Linked DNA regions of Homo sapiens: region 2 is linked to region 1. A link is an interaction called in ENCODE POLR2A ChIA-PET data of the cell type or tissue named here. Cell type or tissue: IMR-90. All regions are shown on one strand. Each heading gives the region's core, and the rest is flanking DNA. Links, peaks and the distances in the headings are about the cores only. Region 1 overlaps LOC105371767 (a long non-coding RNA gene). Region 2 holds the start of SPMAP1 (sperm microtubule associated protein 1).

The links. Peaks named below come from ENCODE experiments on the same cell type or tissue, not always from the same donor. Only the 100,000 strongest peaks of a DNase experiment are listed, where the experiment ranks them.
Region 2: POLR2A ChIA-PET joins it to region 1 with 12 read pairs; 7 of 35 experiments call an interaction of 5 or more read pairs at or near these places.

Annotation. Positions count from the first base shown.
Region 1 is chr17:39,001,270-39,013,105 of GRCh38, reverse strand. It overlaps LOC105371767 (a long non-coding RNA gene), which reads left to right. Exons shown (of 3, transcript NR_188621.1): 2 at 77-173; 3 at 3,404-4,060. Among named protein-coding and RNA genes, the nearest start is that of LINC02079, 20 kb to the left of the region's middle. RefSeq lists enhancers at 257-794, 795-1,332. In IMR-90, for the core only: no CTCF peak of the experiment used is centred there; no DNase peak of the experiment used is centred there; H3K27me3 peaks cover 2,226 bases.
Region 2 is chr17:38,835,675-38,847,510 of GRCh38, reverse strand. It overlaps SPMAP1 (sperm microtubule associated protein 1), which reads left to right and starts at 6,073. Exons shown (of 3, transcript NM_001080465.3): 1 at 6,073-6,328; 2 at 10,271-10,370. The coding sequence starts at 6,122. It overlaps LOC124903994 (a long non-coding RNA gene), which reads right to left and starts at 6,011. Exons shown (of 3, transcript XR_007065743.1): 1 at 5,821-6,011; 2 at 2,635-2,659. In IMR-90, for the core only: no CTCF peak of the experiment used is centred there; no DNase peak of the experiment used is centred there.

The DNA.
Region 1 (11,836 bases), core at 2,186-10,185:
GCTAAGCGTGTTATGTGTGTTTCATTATTTAATATTTATGTAATCTTCACAATTTCATTATTATTTCATTTTACAGGTGAGGAAGCCATGGTTTAAAGCAGAGATCACCAACTGCTGGACCACAGACCTGCACGAGTTCACGGCCTGTTAGGAACCGAGCCACACAGCAGGAGGTGAGTGGCAGCCAAGGGAGCATTACTGCCTGAGCTCCGCCTCCTGTCAGATCAGTGGCAGCATTGGATTCTCATAGGAGCACAAACCCTATTGTGAACTGTGCATGCCAGGGATCCAGGTTGCACACTCCTTATGAGAATCTAATGCCTGATGATCTAAGGTGGAACAGTTTCATCCCAAAGCCATACACGGCAATCCAGTTCTTGGAAGAACTGTCTTCCACAAAATCAGTTCCTGGTGCTAAAAAGGTTGGGGACCACTGGTTTAAAGGACTTAGGCACATAGCTATTAAAAAGGATAAGTGAAATAAGCCAGGAAAGACAAACTTTACATGTTCCCACTTATTTGTGGGATCTAAAAATTTTAAAACAATTGAACTCATGGAGATAAAAAGTAGCCTGAGGGTTACCAGAGGCTGGGAAGGGCAGTCAGGGGTGGGTGGGAAGTGAGGATGAAGCAGGAAATGTCCCCAACCCCTTCACCGGTGGGAACCGGAGTGCATGGGCACTAGAACTAGCCGGCCGCTAGGGTGCCGGTGCTGGCAAGGACAGACTCCACTCACTCAGTCCTGCTTTGTCCCCCGCCTTGCAGGAGGGGAAGCACAGGTGAGTGAGTGCAGCAGTCGGGGCGAGCGCTTTTGGGTGCCAGGAGAAGCAAAACTCTGAGCAGTCCTGCGGTAGCCTCTAGGGAGATGCCCATGACCCCTGAAGCCCCAGAAAGAGTTACAGTCAGCGCTCTTTTAGCTTAGCCATCCACGGACAGCTTAAGTGTTAACAGCTCAGTGGGGGGTCAGTGTCTTTTGTACTCGCACCTGAGTTCTTGTCTGGCATCCAGGAGGAATGAGGTCACACAAAAGAATTGGAGATAGTAAGTTGGGGGGATTTAATTGCCAATGAAAGTGGCTCTCAGTGGGAAGGGGAGCTGAAATGGGGATGGAGTGGGAAGATAACCTTCCCCTGGAGTCCAGCCATCCCCCACTGCACTCATCTCCGAAGCAATGCTGTCAAGCTGTCCCTCTGAAGTCAAGCTACTTCTCTGTAACATCCAACTCATAGTCTCAGACATCCCGCTGCTTCTCCTTTTCTCCTCTTTTCTCCTCTTCTCTGCTGGCAGAGCCTAGGTGTTTATGGCCACAGGATAGGGGGCAGGGTGGGCCATGGGTGGTTTTATAAAGGCAACATTTGAGCAGGAAAACAGGAATGCATGTTCTCACTTTGCACTGCAGTTCCAGGCTTGAGGACGGGGCCCTCACCAGGGACCTGCCCTCTTCTGCCCAGAATTTCCCTGCCTCCTATCCTATCAGAGATAATTAATGGGTACAAAAAAATAGTTAAAGAATGAATAAGATCTTTATTTGATAGCACAACAGGATGACTTATAGTCAATAATAATTTAACTGTACATTTTAAAATAATTAAAGAAGGCTGGGCATGGTGGCTCACGCCTGTAATCCCAGCACTTTGGGAGGCCAAGGCAGGAGGATTGCTTGAACGTGGGAGTTCAAGACCAGCCTGGGCGTCATGGTGAAACCTCAACTGTACAAAAAATACAAAAATTAGCCAGACATGGTGACAGGCGCCTGTGGTCCTAGATACTCTGGAGGCTGAGGTAAGAGGATTGCTTGAGCAAGGTCAAGGCTGCAGAGATCTGTGATCACATCGCTGCCCTCTAGCCTGGGTGACAGAGAAAGATCCTGTCTCAAAAAAAAAAAAATAAAATAACTAAAAGAGTGTATCTGGGTTATTTGTAACACAAAGAATAAATGCTTGAGGTGATGGATACCCCACTTACCCTAATGTGATTATTACACATTATATACCTGTATCAAAATATCTCATGTACCCGATATATACACCTACTGTATATATGTACCCAGAAAATTACCCACAAAATTTAAAAATGTACCCACAAAAATTAAAAATTAAAAAAGATACATTAAAACTGTACATATTAGGATAGAAAGTGTCCATAATAATTTTTTTTTTTTTGAGATGGAGTCTCACTCTTTCGCCCAGGCTGGAGTGCAGTGGCGCTATCTCGGCTTACTGCAAACTCCGCCTCCCAGGTTCATGCCATTCTCCTGCCTCAGCCTCCCAAGTAGCTGGGACTACAGACGCCCGCCACCACGCCCAGCTAATTTTTTTGTATTTTTAGTAGAGACAGGGTTTCACCGTGTTAACCAGGATGGTCTCGGTCTCCTGACCTTGTGATCCACCTGCCTTGGCCTCCCAAAGTGCTGGTATTACAGGTGCGAGCCACTGCACCTGGCCAATAAATTTTTTTTTTATAATTATCACCCATTATCAGAAAAATAAAATATACCTATATAATTTCATAAAGAAATTAAGTGTCTTGCCCAAGGCCATCTAGCCAGCTAGCTGTACAGCCAGGACTTGAACCCTGGGCCTATGGTGACTCCAAGTTCACCCTTTACACCATGAGAACCAATAAAGGTAAAGAGACTTTGGAGGACATAAGAGGCAAACTCTCATTCATGTCAGGTCTTCTTTTTGCAATATCCTTGGAAGGTGGCCAGCCAGCATCTGCTTGAATACTTCCAACAACAGGGAGCTCATTACCTTCCTGGCAGCATGCTCCACTGTTGGCAGCTGGTTATTAGAATTTTCCTCCATCAAATGAGGAGAAATCTGTGCATCCTAATATCTGATCTTGAGTTCTGGATCCTCACAGAGGAGGTGACCCCCTTCAGCCAGACCAAAACTGGGCTGGCTTGCACTGGTCCCTAAGGAGAGACTTCAGGAGTGGGTCCAGTGGGTTCCACACTGCTTCATGGGGAAGGGAACACGAATCCATCCTATATCTCACTCCTCGCACCTCCACTGACCAGCACTTCCTGCAGACTTGCCCAGGTAAAGCTTGTCTGCTGTATGTGCACTGCTTCCATGATGGGGCTTTGGGGCCTCAGCTGCAGAAATGCCTGAATTTCCATTCATGGTAGGGCCTCCCACCCTTGAAAGAATAATTATCTGCCTGCTGAGCTGATAGGTTCCCATCTGGTGAGGGCTGAATGCCGTAGTTTTAGAAAAGACACCAGAAAAGGCAAGCTCCTGAACTGGCTTTGACAGATTCCCCCAGCTACTCTAAGGGAAAAAAAAAAAATGACTGAGGTGGGTGTCGGGTAGAGGGTTGGGGAGAAGGCCTAGAAAGGAAAAGAAAATGAATATGGGATGCTAATGAATTCCTGTGATCTCACTGTCTCCTATTCCAGCACATGCTCCTCTGCAGAAAGTGATGGGGCTGCCTTGCCAGCTGGAGCCTGAAACTGTGCCCAGGTAGACAGAACTGCGAGTCCCAGGACAGCCTGGGAAGTGTTGGCTGCCTGGTAATGGAAGAATGTCCAGGATGGAAAACAAGAGGCTGGATCTGCAAATGACATTGTATTTCAGGGGTCTGCTTTCCTGGTCTGCCCCTCCCCACCTCTGTAGCTCCCTCACAGTGACAGCAGAGCTGTGAACCCAGGAACAAACCCCACCATTGCCCCTGTCCTCTCTCATCTCTACTTTCCACATTGAAAAATAATAAAAGAGGCCAGGCATGGTGGCTCAAAACAGCTATAATACCAGCACTAGGATGCCAAGATGAGAGAATGGCTTGAGGCCAGGAGTTCAAGACCTGCCTGAGCAACATAGAGAGACCCACCCCCCAGTCTCTGCAAAAGCTAAAAATTAGCTGAGCATGGTGGGATGCACTTGAAGTCCCAGCTACTTGGAGGCTAAGTCAGGAGGATCACTTGAGCCCAGAAGGTTGAGGCTGTAATGAACCATGATTGTGCCACTGCATTCCAGCCTGGGTGACAGAGTGATATCCTGTCTCTAAAAAATAAATAAGGTAATAATAATAAAATAAATGCCCTCCAGGAGTTTCAGTAAAGGGTCTGAAGTATATAATTTGTACTTGTACCTCAGGCCAGCCTTCTGCCAGTAACCATGATTGCAGGCTGATCCCAAAAGTCGTTGTCTTCATCTGTTTTATGCTACTATAACTGAATACCACATGCTGGGAAATTTACTAGGAATAGATGTGTACTTAGCTCACAGTTCTGGAGGCTGGGAAGTCCAAGAGCATGACACCAGCATCTGGTGAGGTCCTTTATGCAGCTTCATCCCATAGTGAAAGGCAGAAGGGCAAGAGAGCATGAGAAGGAGCAAGCAAGAGAGGGCCAAATTCGCTTTTATAACAACCTGCCCTCTCAATAGCAAACCCACTTCTGCAATAACAACATTAACCTATTCATAAGGGTGGAGTCCTCATGACCTAATCACCTCTTAATAATCCTACTTCTTAGAACCATCACAATGGCAATTAAATTTCAACATGAGTTTTGGAGGGGACATTCAAACCATAGCTGTACAGTTTATATAGCTAGCATGGTCAGGCTCAAGTAAAGCTATCGTAGGATTATTGATTGCCAATCATGTTCCAGGCTATGCCTTAAGTGCTTTGTATACTTGCAACAAATTTGTGAACTGAGAATTATTCTTATGAGTGTTTTCCAAACGCGGAAACAGGGTTCAGAAGACTTAAATAGGAAGGTTGCCCAGACAAAACAGCAGGAATTTGAACCCAGAGGGAATTTGAACCCAGGTCTGTTCTGCTCTAAAATCTGTGCTCTAAAAAAACAAACAAAATTTCTGTTATGGCAAATTTCTAATATACACAAAAGTTCTACAAACTAGTACCATGAATCACCACATATCTGCCACCAAGTTACAATAACCATCAACACAGGGCCACTCTTGTTGCATCTCCCCCTTCTCCCTAATTTTTTTTTTTTGTGTGTGAGATGGAGTTTCACTCTTGTTGCCAAGGCTGGAGTGCAATGAGGCGATCTCGGCTTACTGCAACCTCCTCCTCCTGGGTTCAAGTGATTCTCCTGCCTCAGCCTCCAGAATAGCGCCCACCACCACGCCCGGCTAATTTTTGTATTTTTAGTAGAGACAGGGTTTCACCATGTTAGCCAGGCTGGTCTCAAACTCCTGACCTCAGGTGATCTGCCCTCCTCAGCCTCCCAAAGTGCTGGGATTACAGGCATGAGCCACCATGCCCGGCCTACTTTTTGTATTTTTTTTTTTAGTAGAGACAGGGTTTCACCATGTTGGCCAGGCTGGTCTCGAACTCCTGACCTCAGGTGATCCACCCACCTCGGCCTCCCAAAGTGTTGGAATTATAGGCATGAGCCACCACGCATGGCCAATTAAGTCATTTTTAATGAAAATTAGATATCATGTCATTTCACCCATAAACAGTTCAACATGTGTCTCTAAAAGATAAAGACATTCTTAACCCCCTCAAAATAATATCTTTAGGTGAGAGATTACCAAGAAAATGTCTTGTTGTTCTTTGAAACAGAAAAATGGCAATATTTGCATTACCCCCAAAGGAAGAAAGCATTTCTTCGGATGTCTTGTGGCATTTTAGCATAACGTGGTGGGTGGGGCATAGTCATTGTCTGCTGAGTCCAGGAATGCCCACTGGGCAGCCCCTTAATCACAAGGATCTGTCCACCTTGCCCCGTGGAACAAGCTATTCTGCATGTTACCCCTAAGTAACATCAATTGATCCATAAAGAAAACCTGCTCATACCTATAATCCCAGCACTTGAGGCGGGCAGATCACCTGAGGTCGGGAGTTCCAGACCAGCCTGACCAACATGGAGAAACCCCATCTCTACTAAAAATACAAAATTAGCCAGGTGTGGTGGTGCATGCCTGTAATTCCAGCTACTCGGGAGGCTGAGGCAAGAGAATCGCTTGAACCCGGGAGGCAGAGGTTGCACTGAGCTGAGATCGCGCCATTGCACTCCAGCCTGGGCAACAAGAGTAAAACTCTGTCAAGAAAAAGGGGAGGGGAGGGGAGGGAAGGGGAGGGGAGGGAAGGGAAGGGAAGGGAAGGAAAGGAAAGAGAAAGAAAGAAAGGCATGCCTACTGGAAACCAGATGTAACCGGCTGTGCTGTCTCAGAACCTGTTACATGGTTCCCTGGTGTGTGTGTGTGTGTGTGTGTGTGTGTGTGTGTGTGTGTGTGTGTGATAAGATTCACATTTCTGAACATACCTATGTCTCAGACATTAAGCTAGGTGCTTTCAGATGTGCCAAGAACCTAACACTCAGGTTTTAAAATTTTGATTAGATTCTTGTAGTTCAGATTCCCATTTGGTTCAAAATTCTATTCTGTGCTGGAATAGTAGGGAAGAGAAGATACTCCCTTCAGAGGCTAAACCTATCAATCAGCAGCATTTCTTAAGAGAGAGTGAGAGAAAGAGTGTGTGAGTGTGGGTGAGTGTGTGTGTGTGTGTGTGTAAGCCACCCTGAGAGTCACCCTGGAAAGTACCAAGACTAGGCTATGGTTCCTCCCCTATCCTGCCATGGAAGAAATCTCCCTGCATTGGAGTCCACGGATACTTAGTAATCTCCTTCTCCCATGCTCCAGGGCTTGTGATCACTGTCCTAACAAGCTTGGGAGTTTAGTAGTTAGGGTGGATGAGACAAAAGTACACAAAGAGCCAGGTACGGTGGCTCAAGCCTGTAACCTTAGCACTTTGGGAGGCTGAGGCAGGAGGTTCGCTTGAGCCCAGGAGTTCAAGACCAGTCTGGGAAACATAGTGAGCCCTCATCTCTACCAAAAATAATGTTAAAAATTAGCTGGGCATGGTGGTGTGCACGTGTAGTCCTAGCTACTAGGGAGGCTGAGGCAGAGCTTGAACTGGGGTGGTTGAGGTTGAGTGCAGTGAGCTGTGATCATGCCACTGCACTCCAGCCTGGGTGACAGATCTAGATCCTCTCTCTTAAAAAAAAAAAAAAAAGGTACACAAAGAAGTGGATCTTGGCCGGGGGCGCTGGCTCACGCCTGTAATCCCAGCATTTTGGGAGGCTGAAGCAGGCAGTTCACCTGAGGTCAGAGGTCAGGAGTTCGAGACCAGCCTGCCCGACATGGTGAAACCCCGTCTCTACTAAAAATACAAAAATTAGCTGGGCATGGTGGCGCACGACTGTAATCCCAGCCACGCAGGAGACTGAGGCAGGAGAATCACTGGAACCCGGGAGGCGGAGGCTGCAATTAGTCGAGATCACACCACTGCACTCCAGACTGGGCGACAGAGTGAGACTCCGTCTAAGAAAAAAAAAAAGTAGATCTCCTAGGCAAAAGGTACCAAATACCACAGCAGATGTCATGAGGGGCAATACGGAAAAGCAGTAGCATCAACGTGTGATGAGAAAATCAGGAAAGCATAGGGGAGGAGCTGGTGGCATGTGAGATGTAGAATGTGCCCCAGAACTGTGAGCAGTTTGCTCTACCCAGCCATGTACTATGGACTCTAGAGGCCACACGATGGGTTCTACTCTGCAGTCCCTCCTCGCGATGATGCTGCTGATGGCCCTTATGGCGTGTTGGGGGCTTTGGTCCTATTTGTGCTCTTGGATAAGTGCAAGGTTTCCCCTGACTGCTCAGGGACGTCTGCCCCTAACACGGGACCCTTGTTGCTGGTGGAGATGGCTCTCAGGGTTTGCTTGTTAACCCCACAAAGCTGGGGGTTGCTGCAGCTCTCTGTGACTCTAGCAGATGGTTTGCTGGTTGAATCATTCGTTTTGTGCCACAGTGAGAATGACGAGGGGGTTGGAAGCACTGCTGGAGGGAAGAGTTATACCTGCTGGAGTCACGGCTCAAAATAGACCCATGGTTAGGACTTTTTTTTTTTTTTTTGAGTTGGAGTCTCACTGTCACCCAGGCTGGAGTGCAGTGGTGCAGTCTTGGCTCACTGCAACCTCCGCCCCTCAGGTTCAAGCCATTCTCCTGCCTCAGCCTACCGAGTAGCGGGATTACAGGCTTGCGCCACAACGCCCAGCTACTTTTTGTATTTTTAGTAGAGATGAGGTTTCACCATGTTGGTCAGACTGGTCTCAAACTCCTGACCTCAAGTGATCCGCCTACCTCGGCCTCCCAAAGTGCTAGGATTACAGGCGTGAGCCACCGCACCTGGCGATAATTAGAATTTTTACAGCCAGAGTGATGGAGGAGGGAATTATAAGAAGAAAGGCACAGGGGCAGGAACAATGCATTTTCAGAGAATTCCCAGTAAACGATGGGTGGTGGAGAGCAGGAGAGGAGAACCCTGGAGACGCATGTAGAGAAGCAGGATGGGGAAATTTTTAAAAACTCATAAAAATGTACTGAGGACTTAGACATAGCAATGGACAGCCAATGAAGGGGACTGGCGGAATTGTCACAAGACCTGAGGAATATTAATCTAACACAAATTAATAACACCATGGATTGGGAAGGAGGAAGAAATGGGGGCCAGGAGACCAGCTGGAAGGCCCTAAGTGCAATTACACCCTATTGTGATTGTGGCTTACTTCTGCAGGGCCCCCACCGGAATGCAGGGCTCTTGAAATAAGTGCTCTGCTGGCTTTCAAAATCTTGGGAATGGGACTGCACTGCATTAACTTTTTATTTTTCCAGTGCCTGGCACATAGTAGGTGCTCAATAAATATTTATTGAAAAGGAGAGAGAAAGACAGAAAAGGAAGGGAGAGAGAGACAAGGAGGGAGGAGGGAGGGGGAAGGGAAGGAAGTAGAAAAAAAATTATGAAAGCCAAACCTGTAAGGCTATGGAGATGGTTTAGATAGAGGTAATGAAGGCCTTTCTGGAGGGCACTCCAAACACGAAGGTGGGGAAACCACAGATACTTCTGTAAGAGGATCTATAGGACTTGGCAAGTGACTTGATGTGGGAGGAAAGCAAGAGTGAGGAATTTCTAGACGATCGGGAGAATGAGGGCACCATTAATAGAAATAAGACAAACGGGAACTGAAGTGGTTCGGTGGGAAAAGCAGTATGAGGATGATTTTCCTTTTTTTTTTTTTTTTTTTTTGAGATGGAGTCTCACTCTGTTGCCCAGGCTGGAGTGCAGTGGCATGATCTTGGCTCATTGCAGCCTCCGCCTCTTGGGTTCAAGGAATTCTTGTGCCTCAGCCTCCCGAGTAGCTGGGACTACAGGCATGCATCACCACGCCCAGCTAATTTTTTTGTATTTTTAGTAGAGATGAGGTTTCACCATGTTGGCCAGGCTGGTCGTGAACTCCTGGCCCCAAGTGATCCGCCTGCCTCAGCCTCCCAAAGTGCTGGGATTACAGGCGTGAGCCGTGGTGCCCAGCCATGGATGATTTTCATTTTGGACATTTTGAGTTTCAGGTGCCAGCAGGACCATCAAATGTAGCTGTCTAGCCAGCAGCTGGATACATGGACCGACAGCTCAGAAAGGAGCTCAGTGCTAAACGGCAGTCTGGGAAGACATCTGCAAAGAGGGCCTGATGGCAGTCCTGGGAGTGGGTGAGATCACGAAGCAGGAAGGAGAGAAAACAAGAGGCCAAAGGGCAAGAGTCTCGAGGATGCCAACACTTACGGGAAGAGAACAAGCAACTGTTGGAGAGAGAAAAGGAAAATGGGGAAAGTTCAGGATCCCTATCGCCAAGGAGGAGGGTTTCAGCAGGGCCAGATGCTTCCAAGATCAAGCCCGAGAAGAGCCTGCAATCCAGCAGCAATAGGAGGTCACAGGAGTTCTCAGAGGATCCACGGACTGTGACGTGCTGAGGGCGGATCCAGATTGTGCCGATTAAGAAAGAAGTGGGTGGTGAGATCCGGAAGCCGCCAGTAAAACACTCTTTGAAGGGCTTTGGCAGCAATGGGGGGAAGAAAGGAAGGACTGTGGCTCGAGGGGGAGGAGGGATGGGAGGAAGACTTGTTTTTAGAATGGGTGAGCTGAGAATGGATTTGTAGGTGGAAAAGAAGAAAACAGCCAGATGGGAAAGGAAGGAGGCAGAGGGCATTTGGTGGAGCGGAGAAGGCCCCGGAGAAGGAGGGGGAAATGAACAGAGTACATTTTTCTAAAGCACACTAATTGAAGTTGCACATCCATGGTAATAAGAAGTCCTCACATTTGAAAAGCAATGAAATGCAATCTCCAAAGTATTTTTATACACTCTATCTTATTTAATCCGGTGGGAGGTAGAGTACATTTATCTCTACTAAAATGTAAGGAGGTTAAATGATTTACCCAAGATCACCTCGCTCATCAACAGAAGAACTTGGGGTCAAGCACCTGTTGTGTCAGCACCGTGTGAGGTGCCTGAGAGCCCAGAAGGGACCGATAGAGGCTCCTGCCCTCAAGGAGCTCAAAGCCCAGGAGACTGAGCTTCCTTCTACTGGCAAAAATGCCCCAAAACATAATGTGCACAGAGGAGGACACTTTTTCAGACCGGGGAAGGGAGAGGAGTGGGATTCAAGGGAGGCTTTCCAGAAGAGGCGATGTTTGGGCTGAGCCTGGAAGGAAAAACCGCAATGACCCGGCTAAGTGGGCGGCGGCAAGAGGAAGTCCACTCCCAGCAAAGGAGGTTTGTGTGCAAGAGCCTGGGGCCTTTGGGAACTGTGAGCAATTCACTCCGCTGGAACACAGGGTAGGCGTGGCTGGGTACAGGAGAGGAGTGTGCCAAGATGGGGGTGGGAGGAACATGGCAGCCACCCTGAAGAATTCTAATTCCTTCCTTTTAAACCAGTGAGGCGTTTTGATCAAGGGAAAGATATCAGATTTGCATTCTAGAACACTCACTCTGGAGGTCCCCTGGAGGTAGTGCAGAGGATGGATTCAAGGAGGATGTTATGGGAGGCAGGGAGACTAGTTAAGATGCAAATACAGTGGCCTGGGCAAGAAAAGGGGAGGGCCTGGAAGGGGCAGTGGCATTTGTAATGGAACAGATAATGACTATCTGTCTGTGAAGAAAGAACTGGTCAGCCTTAGAGGAAGAATGAGATGAGGAAATAGGGAAAGGAAGGGTCTAGGATGATTTCCAGGTTCTGGCTTGAACAGAAGCAGGAAGAAAAGCAGATATTAGTGAGGATGGGGAGTTGGGTAGCAAATAAGTTCAGGACACATTGAGTTGAGAAGCCTATGGGACATCCAGGTGGAGGTGTCCACTTGGAGACAGAGGTCTGGAGCTCCTGGGGAGGCCGACCTAGAGATAATCTTTGTGAGTCATCAACATAAGTCACCAACATGAGCCACCAGTGGGGATGAGTGTTTGGAAGGAGAAGAGAAAAGGGCCTCTCACACAGCCTGGAGGAGCACTGGCATTTAAGAAGAAGGTGAAAGAAGCCAGGTGTGGTGGTTCACACCTATAATCCCAGCACTTTGGGAGGCCAAGGCAGGAGGATCACTTGAGCCCAGGAGTTCGAGACCAGCATGGGCAGGATGGCAAAACCTCATCCTACAAAAAATAAAATTAGCTAGGTGTGGTGGCATGTGCCTGTAGTCCCAGCTACTCGGGAGGCTGAGGCTGGAAGATGGTTTGAGCCTGGGAGGTCGGGGCTGCAGTGAACTGTGATTGCACCACTGCACTCCAATTGGAGTGGCAGAGCAAGACCCTGTCTCAAAGAAAAAAAAAAAAGGAAGAAAGAAGCAGGTGAAAAGGAGGTTGTGATATGACCAGTTGATATACAATAGATAGTAAAAAATGTTAAAACTATTTAAAAACAAAATGACGTTTTTAAAAATTGTAAAAATAGGCTGGTCGTGGTGGCTCACACCTGTAACCCCAGCATTTTGGGAGGCCGAGGCAGGTGGATCACTTGAGGTTAGGAGTTCAAGC
Region 2 (11,836 bases), core at 2,332-10,331, 170 kb after region 1:
CACTGCAACCTCTGCCTCCTGGGTTCTAGCGATTCTCCTGCCTCAGCCTCCCGAGTACCTGTGACTACAGGTGCCCGCCACCACGCTAGGCTGATTTTTGTATCTTTTTTTTTTTTTTTTTTTTTTTTTTTTTTAGCATTTTTTTATTTTGAGACCGAGTTTCGCTCTTGTGCCCAGGCTGGAGTGCAATGGTGTGATCTCGGCTCACTGCAACCTCCGCCTCCCGGGTTCAAGTGATTCTTCTGCCTCAGCCTCCTGAGTAGCTGGGATTACAGGCATGCACCACCACGCCTGGCTAATTGTGTATTTTTAGTAGAGACCGAGTTTCTCCATGTTGGTCAGGCTGGTCTCCACCTCCCGACCTCAGGTGATCCGCCCCCCTCGGCCTCCCGAAGTACTGAGATTACACGTGTGAGCCACTGCGCCCGGCCAGATATATATATATATATATTGTTTCCTTTGTCACTGTTTATATTCTGCAAGTTCTTTCTAGGTAAAAGTTTTAATAGAATGGATTCAAGATATCAGATCTGATTTATAGTAGCTTGCAACTTGAACAGTAATACATGTACTTTCATAATAAAAATAGTAGTAAATATAAAAAAATAGTAAATTCACTACAAGACCTAGTGGAGCATGCCTATTATCCCGGCTACTCTGGAGGCTGAGATGAGCAATTCTGAAGTCTAGCTACAGGCACGCAAAAATTGGCCGGGTGTGGTGGTGTGTACCTTTAGTCTCAGCTACTCTGGAGGCTGAAGTGGGAGGATCACTTGAGGCCAGGAGGTCAAGGCTACAGTGAGCAATGATCACACTACTGCACTCCAGCCTGGGCAAGACTGTCTCTATGAAAAAAACAAAACAGGCCAGTTACAGTGGCTCACGCCTGTAATCCCAGCACTTTGGGAGGCCGAGGCAGGCAGATCATGAGGTCAGGAGATCAAGACCATCCTGGCTAACGGTGAAACCCCGTCTCTACTAAAAATACAAAAAAAATTAGCCAGGCATGGTGACGGGCACCTGTAGTCCCAGCTATTCAGGAGACTGAGGCAGGAGAATGGCGTGAAACCGGGAGGCGGAGCTTTCAGTGAACCAAGATCGTGCCACTGCACTCCATCCTGGGCGACAGAGTGAGACTCCGTCTCAAAAAAAATTAAAAAAACCTCCATCTCGGCTGGGTGCGGAGGCTCACGGCTGTAATCCCAACACTTTGAGAGGCCAAGGCAGGTGGATTACCTGAGGTCAGGAGTTCCAGATCAACCTGGCCAATGTGGCGAAACACGCGTCTCTACTAAAAATACAAAAATTAGCTGGGTGTGGTGATGGGCGCCTGTAATCCCAGCTACTCAGGAGGCTGAGGCAGGAGAATCACTTGAACCCAGGAGGTGGAGGTTGCAGTGAGCCAAAATCGCACCATTGCACTCCAGCCTGGGCGACAATAGCCAGACTCTGTCTCAAAAAACAAAACAACGGCCGTGGTGGCTCACGCCTGTAATCCCAGCACTTTGGGAGGTCGAGGCGGGTAGATCACCTGAGGTCAGGAGTTCAAGACCAGCCTGATCAACATGGTGAAACCCTGTCTGTACTAACAGTACAAAATCAGCTGGCTGTGGTGGTACATGCCTGTAATCCCAGCTACTTGGGAGGCTGAGGCAAGAGAATCGCTTGAACCCAGGAGGCAGAGGTTGCAGTGAGCCAAGATCGTGCCATTGCACTCCAGCCTGGGCAAGAAGAGTGAAACTCCATCTCAAAGAAAAAACAAAAACAAAAAACAACAACAAAAAAAAAACAAGGCCGGGCATGGTGGCTCACGCCTGTAATCCCAGCACTTTGGGAGGCTGAGATGGGCGGATCACGAGGTCAGGAGTTTAAGACCAGCCCGGCCAGAATGGTGAAACCCCGTCTCTACTAAAAATATAAAAATTAGGCCAGGCGCGGTGGCTCATGCCTGTAATCCCAGCACTTTGGGACGCCAAGGCGGGCGGATCACGAGGTCAAGAGATCGAGACCATCCTAGCTAACACAATGAAACCCTGTCTGTACTAAACAAAATACAAAATATTGGCTGGGCGTGGTGGCGGGCGCCTGTAGTCCCAGCTACTGGGGAGGCTGAGGCAGGAGAATGGCGTTAACCCGGGAGGCGGAGCTTGCAGTGAGCCGAGATCGCACCACTGCACTCCAGCCTGGGCAACAGAGCGAGACTCTGTCTCAAAAAAAATTAAAAAATCAGCTGGGAGTGGTGGCAGGTGCCTGTAACTCCAGCTACTCGGGAGACTGAGACAGAAGAATCACTTGAACCCGGGAGGTGGAGGTTGCAGTGAGCCGAGATCGCGCAATTGCACTCCAGCCTGGGCGACACAGCGAGACTCTGTCTCAAAAAAAAAAAAAAAAAAAAAAACCCAAAAAACAAACAAACAAAAAAAACACCTCCGTCTCTACAAAAAAAATTAGCTGGGTGTGGTTGTGTGTATCTGTACTCCCAGCTACTCTGGGCTGAGGCAGGAGAATGGCTTCAACCCAGGACGCGGTGGCTGCAGTGAGCCTAGATCGCTCCACTGCACTGCAGCCTGCGCGACAGAGCGACACTGTCTCAGAAATAAATAAAATAATAAAATATGTAATTTATATAATTACCTAGATCCAATGCTGTATGTGGAAACTAAAGGAAAAAGAAAAAGAAAATTAGCTGGAGGAAAAATATGGTAATGTGTCCCCCCACCGTTTTGTTATTTTAAAGGAAAGATAAGGCCAGTCCTGGTGGCTCATGGCTCTAATCCTCCCAGCTTGGGAGGCCAAGGTGGGCTGATCACTTGAGCTCAGGAGTTCAAAACCAGTCTGGCCAACACAGCGAAACCCTGTCTCTACAAAAAATACGAAAATTAGCTGGGCCTGGTGGCGTGTGCCTGTAATCCCAGCTAATTGGAGGCTGAGGCAGAAGAATCGCTTGAGTCCGGGAGGCAGAGGTTGCAGTGATTCCGGATCGCAACGCTGCATGCCAGCCTGGGAAATTGGAGTGAAACCATGTCTCGAGGGGAAAAAAACAAGCATAAATAATAGCGGGTGAAAATAACTCGGGTGGGGCTGGGCATGGTGACTCACACCTGTAATCCCAGCACTTTGGCAAGAGGCCAAGGCGAGAGGATCACTAGAGGTCAGAATTTTGAGACCAGCCTGGCCAACATGGTGAAACTCCATCTGTACTAAAAAGACAAAAATTACTCACGCCTGTAATCCCAGCACTTTCAGAGACCGAGGCAGGCAAATCACCTGAGGTCAGGAGTTCAAGACCAGCCTGGCAAAACCCTGTATCTAGAAAAATATAAAAATTAGCTAGGCGTGGTGGCGTGCACCTGTAAACCCAGGAGGCAGAGGTTGCAGTGAGCCAAGATCACACCACTGCACTCCGGCCTGGGCAATAGAGCAAGACTCCATCTCAAAAAAAATAATAATAATAATAAAAATACAAAAATTAATGGCCGGGCATGGTCGCTCATGCCTGTAATCCCAGCACTTTGGGAGGCTGAGGCGGGCAGACCACCTGAGGTCAGGAGTTCGAGACCAGCCTGACCAACATGGAGAAACCCCATCTCTACTAAAAATACAAAATTAGCCGGGTGTGGTGGCACATGCCTGTAATCCCAGCTACTAGGGAGGCTGAGGCAGGAGAATCGCTTGAACCTGGGAGGCGGAGGTTGCGGTGAGCCGAGATCGCGCCATTGCACTCCAGCCTGGGCAACAAGAGTGAATCCCTGTCTCAAAAAAAAAAAAAAAAAAATTAGCTGGGTGGCGGGGCAGGATGGCTCACGCCAGTAATCCCAGCACTTTGGTAGGCCGAGGCAGGTGGATCACCTGAGATCAGGAGTTCGAGACCAGCCTGGCCAACATGGTGAAACCCCGGCTCTACTGAAAATACAAAAATTAGCCAGGTGTGGTGGCGTGCGCGTGTGATTCCAGCTACTCAGGAAGCTGAGGCAGGAGAATCGCTTGAACCTGGGAGGCTGCAGTGAGCTGAGATCCTGCCACTGCACTCCAGCCTGGGTGACACAGTGAGACTCCATTTCAAAAAAAAAAAAAAATTTAGTCTGGGGTGGTGACACGGGCATGTAATCTCAGCTATTCAGGATGCTGACACAGGAGAATAGATTGAACCCGGGAGGCAGAGGTTTCAGTGAGCCAAGATCGCACCACTGCACTCCAGCCTGGGTGACACCTAAAAAATATATATATATATTTTTAATATAAATATAAAATATTTAAATATAAAATATACATTTTATATTTATATTAAAATATATATAATAGGCCAGACACAGTGGCTTATGCCTGTAATCCCAGCACTTTGGGAGGCCGAGGTGGGCTGATAATTTGAGGTCAGGAGTTCGAGACCAGCTTGGCCAACATGGCAAAACCCCGTTTCTACTAAAAATACCAAAATTAGCCGGGCTTAGTGTCAGGCGCCTGTAATCTCAGCTACTCGGAAGGCTCAGGCGGAATAATCACTTGAACCTGGGAGGCGGAGGTTGCAGTGAGCCAAGATCGCGCCGCTGCACTCCGGCCTGGGCAACAGAGCGAGACTCCCTCTCTAAATAGATAGATAGATAGATAGATAGATAGATAGATAGATAGATAGATAGATAGACGGACAGACAGACAGATAGATAGATAGATAGAATAAGTGAAAGGCTGGGCGCGGTGGCTCACGCCTGTAATCCCAGCACTTTGGGAAGCTGAGAGGGGTGGATCACGAGATCAGGAGTTCAAGACCAGCCTGGCCAAGATGGTGAAACCCCGGCTCTACTAAAAATACAAAAAATTAGCCGGGCGTGGTGGCAGGTGCCTGTAATCCCAGCTACTTGGGAGGCTGAGGCAGAGAATTGCTTGAAGCCGGGAGGCACAGGTTGCAGTGAGCCAGGATTGAGCCACTGCACTACAACCTGGGCAACAGAGCGAGACTTTGTCTCTAAAATAAATAAATAAATAAAAAGAATAAGTAAATAAATAATGTTAATTCGGGTGGGGCAGGAGAATTGTTAAGTGGACTGACCGGAAGTCAGCTAACTGGATTTGGGGAACCTCTTTTTTTTTGAGACGTAGTCTTGCTCTGTCGCCCAGGCTGGAGTGCAGTGGTGCGATCTCGGCTCACTGCAAGCTCCGCCTCCCGGGTTCACGCCATTCTCCTGCCTCAGCCTTCCGAGTTGCTGGGACTACAGGCGTCCGCCACCACGCCCGGCTAATTTTTTGTATTTTTAGTAGAGACAGGGTTTCACTGTGTTAGCCAGGATGGTCTCGATCTCCTGACCTCGTGATCCGCCTGCCTCGGCCTCCCAAAGTGCTGGGATTACAGGCGTGAGCCACCGCGCCCGGCCTTTTTTTTTTTTTTTTTTTTTTTTTTTTTTTTTGTCTTTTGAGACAGGGCCTCCTTCTCTCATCCAGGAGTGTGGCACAATCATGGCTCACTGCAGCCTCCACCTCCATGGCCCAGCCTGCAGTGCAGCTGAGTCCACAGGTGCGCGCCACCACACTCGGCTAAGTATTCATTTATTTAGTAGAGATGGACTTTCGCTTTATTGCCCAGGCTGGTCTTGAATTCCTGGGCCCAAGCGATCCCCCCCGCCTCGTTTTCCCAAAATGCTGGGATTACTGGCGTAAGCCAACGCGCCCGGCCTAGGGAAACTTTCTAAGCTTCAACTTCTAGCTCTGTAAAATGAGAATTGGAAGTAGGTGCGATCTGAACTTTCTGATCAATTCCGGGTACAAGCTTTTCAACAAAACTGAGCTGAGGAAATAGCATGTAATACCGTGGGAAAAGAGAATACTCACCTTAAAGGAAAACTGGGGGAGCGGGGCCTAAATGCACACAAACTGCCCACAATCGGTTATCCAGTCTCCTCCCCTTCACTTTCCAACTCCTCTTGCATAGTCAGTCTGGTCAACCTCCTCTGGGGCCAAGCAAGCAACTTCCCCCACGGCCTTAAGGGCCCACCGGTCAACCCGGGGTGAGTGGAGACAATAGGGTTTGTGTCGCAGGGGTCGTTGACATCACGTAAGAATGCGCAGGGGTGTCCCCATCTAGGGTCCTCATCCCCCACCAGAAAGGCCCTCCGAGGCTACGGTGGTTGGGATGGCGTACCTGAGCGAGTGTCGCCTGCGACTGGAGAAAGGCTTTATCTTGGACGGGGTGGCTGTGAGCACCGCTGCCCGCGCTTATGGGCGCTCTAGGCCCAAGCTGTGGTCGGCGATTCCGCCCTACAACGCGCAGCAGGACTACCACGCCCGCAGCTACTTCCAGAGTCACGTGGTTCCGCCCCTTTTGCGGAAAACTGATCAGGTATAGGAGCTTCCCGGAAGACCCCACACACCTCCCTAAATCTTCACTCCAGCGTTCTCACCACAAAGAAGGCTCCGCCACTTTCACCTCCTCGGTTTACTTTCTTTTCTTTTTTAAATTTTTATTTATTATTATTATTTTGAGACAAAGTCTCGCTCTGTCGCCCAGGCTGGAGCGTAGTGAGTGGCACCATCTTGGCTCACTGCAACCTCCGCCTCCCGGGTTCAAGCGATTCTCCTGCCTCAGCCTCCCGGGTTCAAGCGATTCTCCTGCCTCAGCCTCCCGAGTAGCTGGGGTTACAGGCGCGCCACCACGCCAGACTAATTTTTATATTTTTGGTAGAGACGGGGTTTCGCCATGTTACAGGTGTGAGCCTGTAATTATAGGGTCTGATTCTCGCCCAGGCTGGAGTGCGGTGGTGCCATCACGGCTCACTGCAGCTTCCACCTCCCAGGGTCAAGCAACCTTCCCACCTCAGCCTCGCGATTAGCCGGGACTACAGGCTCGCGCCATCACGCCGGGCTAATTTTTTTTTTTTTTTTTTTTTTTTTTTTTTTTTTTTTTTGTAGAGAGGGGGTCTCGCCATGTTACCCAGACTGGTCTTGAACTCCTGGGCTCACGCTATCCTCCCGCCACCGCCTCCCAGTTTTCTTAACGCAGCCCGAGGACTGGAGGAAAGGGAGGACAGGTGTTGAGCGCAAGCTCCCTGAGCTCACAGAATGGCCTTCCAGCCCTGAATTTGAGAATAGACTCATTCCAGGTTTCTGCAAGGCAAGGGGATAGGGCTCAAAGCCAGCTTCTCCCAAACCAGTCGGTGTCTTTGTCTTTTGTGACGTCACAGACCCGCCCTCTAGGGTGACCTCACACCGCAAATTCTCTAAATACGCAAAAATCCGTGTGACCTCAGTGAGCAAGACAAAGGGAATTGATTTGACCTGCAGGGCGAGACGCCTTCCTCCTGTGACATCATAGTGGCAGGGCATGGGGCTTGCTCTCCGGGTTCTTTGGTCTGATGGGAGGGACACCTCTCAAACCTCTGCGGACCTCAGTTCCTCCCCCTGGCCTTTTCCCTCCTAGGTGTAGGCCCCTTCCCAGCAGAGTTCTCCTCCACCAACCCCCCAGATCAAAGATTCCGAGACTGTTTGCTGATGGTTCAATTTTTCCCCCAACATTTTGCTTCCAGTATTTGTGTTTCTACGTATAAGCGGTGTGGGGAAGAGACAGGAAGACTCATGGGGTTATTCTGTGAGCAAATCTTCGGGATTTGTGTGTGTGTGTATAGTCCCAAATGTTTGTTTGCATAGGTCTGTGCAGTGCATGTATATGGACATACATGAGTCACACATGTGTTGACTCATGTAATTTTTTTTTTAATTTTTTTTTGAGACGGAGTCTCGCTCTGTCGCCCAGGCTGGAGTGCAGTGGCAGGATCTCGGCTCACTGCAAGCTCTGCCTCCTGGGTTCACGCCATTCTCCTGCTTCAGCCTCCCAAGTAGCTGGGACTACAGGTGCCCGCCACCACGCCCGCCCGTCTAATTTTTTGTATTTTTACAAAAAATAGTAGAGACGGGGTTTCACTGTGTTAGCCAGGGTGTTCTCGAACTCCTGACCTTGTGATCTGCCTGCCTCGGCCTCCAAAAGTGCTGGGATACAGGTGTGAGCCACCGTGCCCGGCCCAATTTTTCTTTTCTTTTCTTTTCTTTTTTTTTTTTTTTGAGACAGGGTCTTGTTCTGTCACCCTGGCTGGAGTGCAGTGGCATAATTTTGGCTTACTGCAACCTCTGCTTTCCGTGTTCAAGCGATCCTCCCACTTCAGCCACTCTAGTAGCTGAGACTACAGAGACAGGGTTTCACCATGTTGCCCAGGCTGGTCTTAAACTCCTGAGCTCAAGTGTTCTGCCCATCTCGGCCTCCCAAAGTGCTGGGACTATAGGCATGAGCCACCATGCTGGCATCGACTCGTAATTTTACGACAGAAGGAACCAGAGTCTGGGGAGGGGAAAAGGAAGAACTTGAGTATTTAAAAGGTTGAAAATGATAGGGTATACATATTTTGAAAATGCTTTCTTTCTTTCCTTTTTTTTTTTTTTTTTTTTTGAGACAGAGTCTCACTCTGTCATCCAGGCTGGAGTGCAGTGGCGTCATCTCAGCTCACTGCAACCTCTGCCTCACAAGTTCAAGCAATTCTCCTGCCTCGGCCTCCTGAATAGCTGAGATTACAAGCGCCCGCCACCACACCCAGTTAGTTTTTTGTATTTTTAGTAGAGACGGGGTTTCACTATGTTGGCCAGGCTGGTCTCGAACTCCTGACCTCAAGTGATCCACCTGCCTCAGCCTCCCAAAGTGCTGGGATTACAGGCGTGGGCCACCGCACCCGGCCTTGAAAAAGGCTTTCTAATTTTCTTTTTTGAGACAGAGTGCAACTCTGTCACACAGGCTGGAAGTGCAGTGGCACAGCTCACTGCAGCCTTGAACTGCTGGGCTCAAGCAATCCTCCAGTCTCAGCCTCCTGAGTAGCTGGGACTATAGGCGTGTGCCACCATGCCCAGCAGCTAATCTTTTATTTTATTTTATTTTATTTTTGAGGTGGAGTCTCGCCCTATTGCCCAGGCTGGAGTGCAGTGGCACGATCTCAGCTCACTTCAACCTCTGTCTCCTGGGTTCAAGTAATTCTCTTGCCTCAGCCTCCTGAGTAGCTGGGATTACAGGCATGAGCCACTACACCTGGCTAATTTTTGTATTTTTAGTAGACACCGGGTTTAGCCATGTTGGCCAGGCTAGTCTCCAACTCTTGACCTCAGGAGATCCTCCAGCCTTGGCCTCCCAAAGTGCTGGGATTACACTGCTCCCAGCCAATCTGTTTAATTTTTAAAAGTATTATTTAATTATCAAAACCACCATTTGTGGTAGGTATTATTTTCATTTAAATAAAGATAACATTTATTAAACTTTACTATGCCAGGCCCTTTATCTGAACAAAATCACTTAAGTCTCACAGCAAGCCAGGCACAGTGGCTCAATCCTGTAATCCCAGCACTTTGGGAGGCCGAGGCGGGTGGATCACTTGAGTTCAAGAGTTTGAGACCAGCCTGGCCAATATGTGAACCCTGTCTCTACTAAAAATACAAAAATTAGCCGGGCATGGTGGCGCGTGCCTGTAATCTCAGCTACTCAGGAGGATGAGGCAGGATAATTGAACCCAGGAAGCGGAGGTTGCAGTGAGCCGAGATGGCAACACTGCACTCCAGTCTGGGTGACAGAGTAAGACTGTGTCTCAAAAAACAAACCTCACAGCAATACTCCTTTTACCGATGGGAAAACTGAGGCCCAGAGAAGCTGTGTAATTGGCCCAAGGTCACAAAGCCTGTTAATGGTTGAGCTGGAGTTAGAACCCAGCCTGTCTGGCAGCAGAAACTGAGCCTTCAGCTGCCAAGCTCAACTGCCCCTCCCGGAGAGGCAATAGGTTCTTCTTTTTCTTTTTCTTTTTTTCTTTTTTTTTTTTTTTAGATGGAGTTTGGCTCTTGTTGCCCAGGCTGGAGTGCAATGGCAGGATCTCGGTTCACTGCAACTTCTGCCTCCGGGGTTCAAGCAATTGTACCGCCTCAGCCTCCTGAGCAGCTGGGATTACAGGCGCCTGCCATCATGCCCAGCTAATTTTTTGTATTTTTGGTAAAGATGGGGTTTCACCATGTTGGCAAGGCTGGTCTCGAACTCCTGGCCTCAGGTGATCCACCCACCTTGGCCTTCCAAAGTGCTGGGATTAGAGGCCTGAGCCACTGCACCCGGTCTGGTTCTTAAATATATTTAATCTGTCTGCACCAGTTACCTAAGGCTCTGACCTCTTCCCTATCCCCACAGCAAACCCCAGGGCAGTTTGCACTGTGTCCCCCTCAGCATTGTGGCTGACAGTGTTCTTGCCCACTTTCTCTTGCCCACTTTCAGGATCATGGCGGTACAGGAAGGGATGGCTGGATAGTAGACTACATCCACATCTTCGGGCAAGGACAAAGATACCTCAACAGGAGAAATTGGGCAGGGACAGGCAAGTGCTGCCTCCATTTCTAGCCTCATCATGGTTCCTGGGCCATAGCAAGGCCTGGTTGAGGGGAAGAGGCAAAGGGACTGCATCCTTCCAGCTTTTCTTCACATACATGAGCAGATGGTGCCACAGTGCCCCCTAATATTAGTTAATAAGCACCAGTACTGTATGTCAGACCTCATTTTTTTTTTTTTTGAGACGTGGTCTCACTCTATCACCCAAACTGGAATGCATGAAATGCAGTAGCACGGACAGGTGCAGTGGCTCACGCCTGTAATCCCAGCACTTTGGGAGCTGAGGCGGGTGGATCACTTGAGGTCAGGAGTTCCAAACCAGCCTGGCCAACCTGGTTGAACCCTGTCTCTACTAAAAATACAAAAAAACAATTAGCCAGGCGTGGTGGCTCGCACCTGGAATCCCAGCTACTTGGGAGGCTGAGGCAGGAGAACTGCTTGAACCCGGGAGGCGGAGGTTGCAGTGTGCCAAGATCGTGCCACTGCACTCCAGCCTGGGCGATGCAGCGAGACTCCATCTCAAAAAAAAAAAAAAAAAAAAAAAGAAAGAAAGAAAGAAAGAAATGCAGTAGCACAATTACTACTCACTGCAGTCTTGACCTCCTGGGCTTGCGCAATCCTCCCACCTCAGCCTCCTGAGCAGTTGGGCCCACAGGTGTGCACCACCACACTCAGTTAATTTTTTATTTTTTGTGGAGATGGAGTCTCCCTATGTGGCCCACGCTGGTCTTGAACTCCTAGGCTCAAGTGATCCTCTGGCCTCAGCCTCCCAAAGTGCTGGCATTACAGACATGAGCCATTTGTTGGGCACTTTTCACCCTCACACTAACCCCATGGCACAGGTAGGAAAACAAGTTTCTTGAGTTAAAGTAATTTGGCAAGAGGGCTGAGCTGGGATTAATAGTCTGCTCTTCCTGGCCTGGTGCAGTGGCTCATGCCTGTAATCCCAGCACTTTGGGAGGCCGAGGCAGGCGGGTCACGAGGTCAGGAGTTCGAGACCAGCCTGGCTAACATAGTGAAACCCCGTCTCTACTAAAAATACAAAAAATTAGCCGGGCGTGGTGGCAGGCACCTATAATCCCAGCTACTTAGGAGGCTGAGGCAGGAGAATCTCTTGAACCCGGGAGGCAGAGGTTGCAGTGATCCGAGATTGCGCCATTGCACTCCAGCCTGGGCGACAGTGCAAGACTCTGTCTCAAAAACAAACAAACAAAAAGATTCTGCTCTTCCCAACTCTGAAGCCCCTGTTCCCCTCACTGCTGCATCCTGCTCATTTTCCAGGCCCAGGTTAACAACAATGGGAAAGAGTTGAGAGATATTTTTCTAACAGGGTAAACCCTCCTCCCAGCCTGGCTCCACCATCCTGGGCCACTCCTCTAGTCACATGATACTTTGTGCCATTTGGCTCAATTGATCTTGATCTCATCCATTTTTTCCACATGGGTCAGAGGCAAG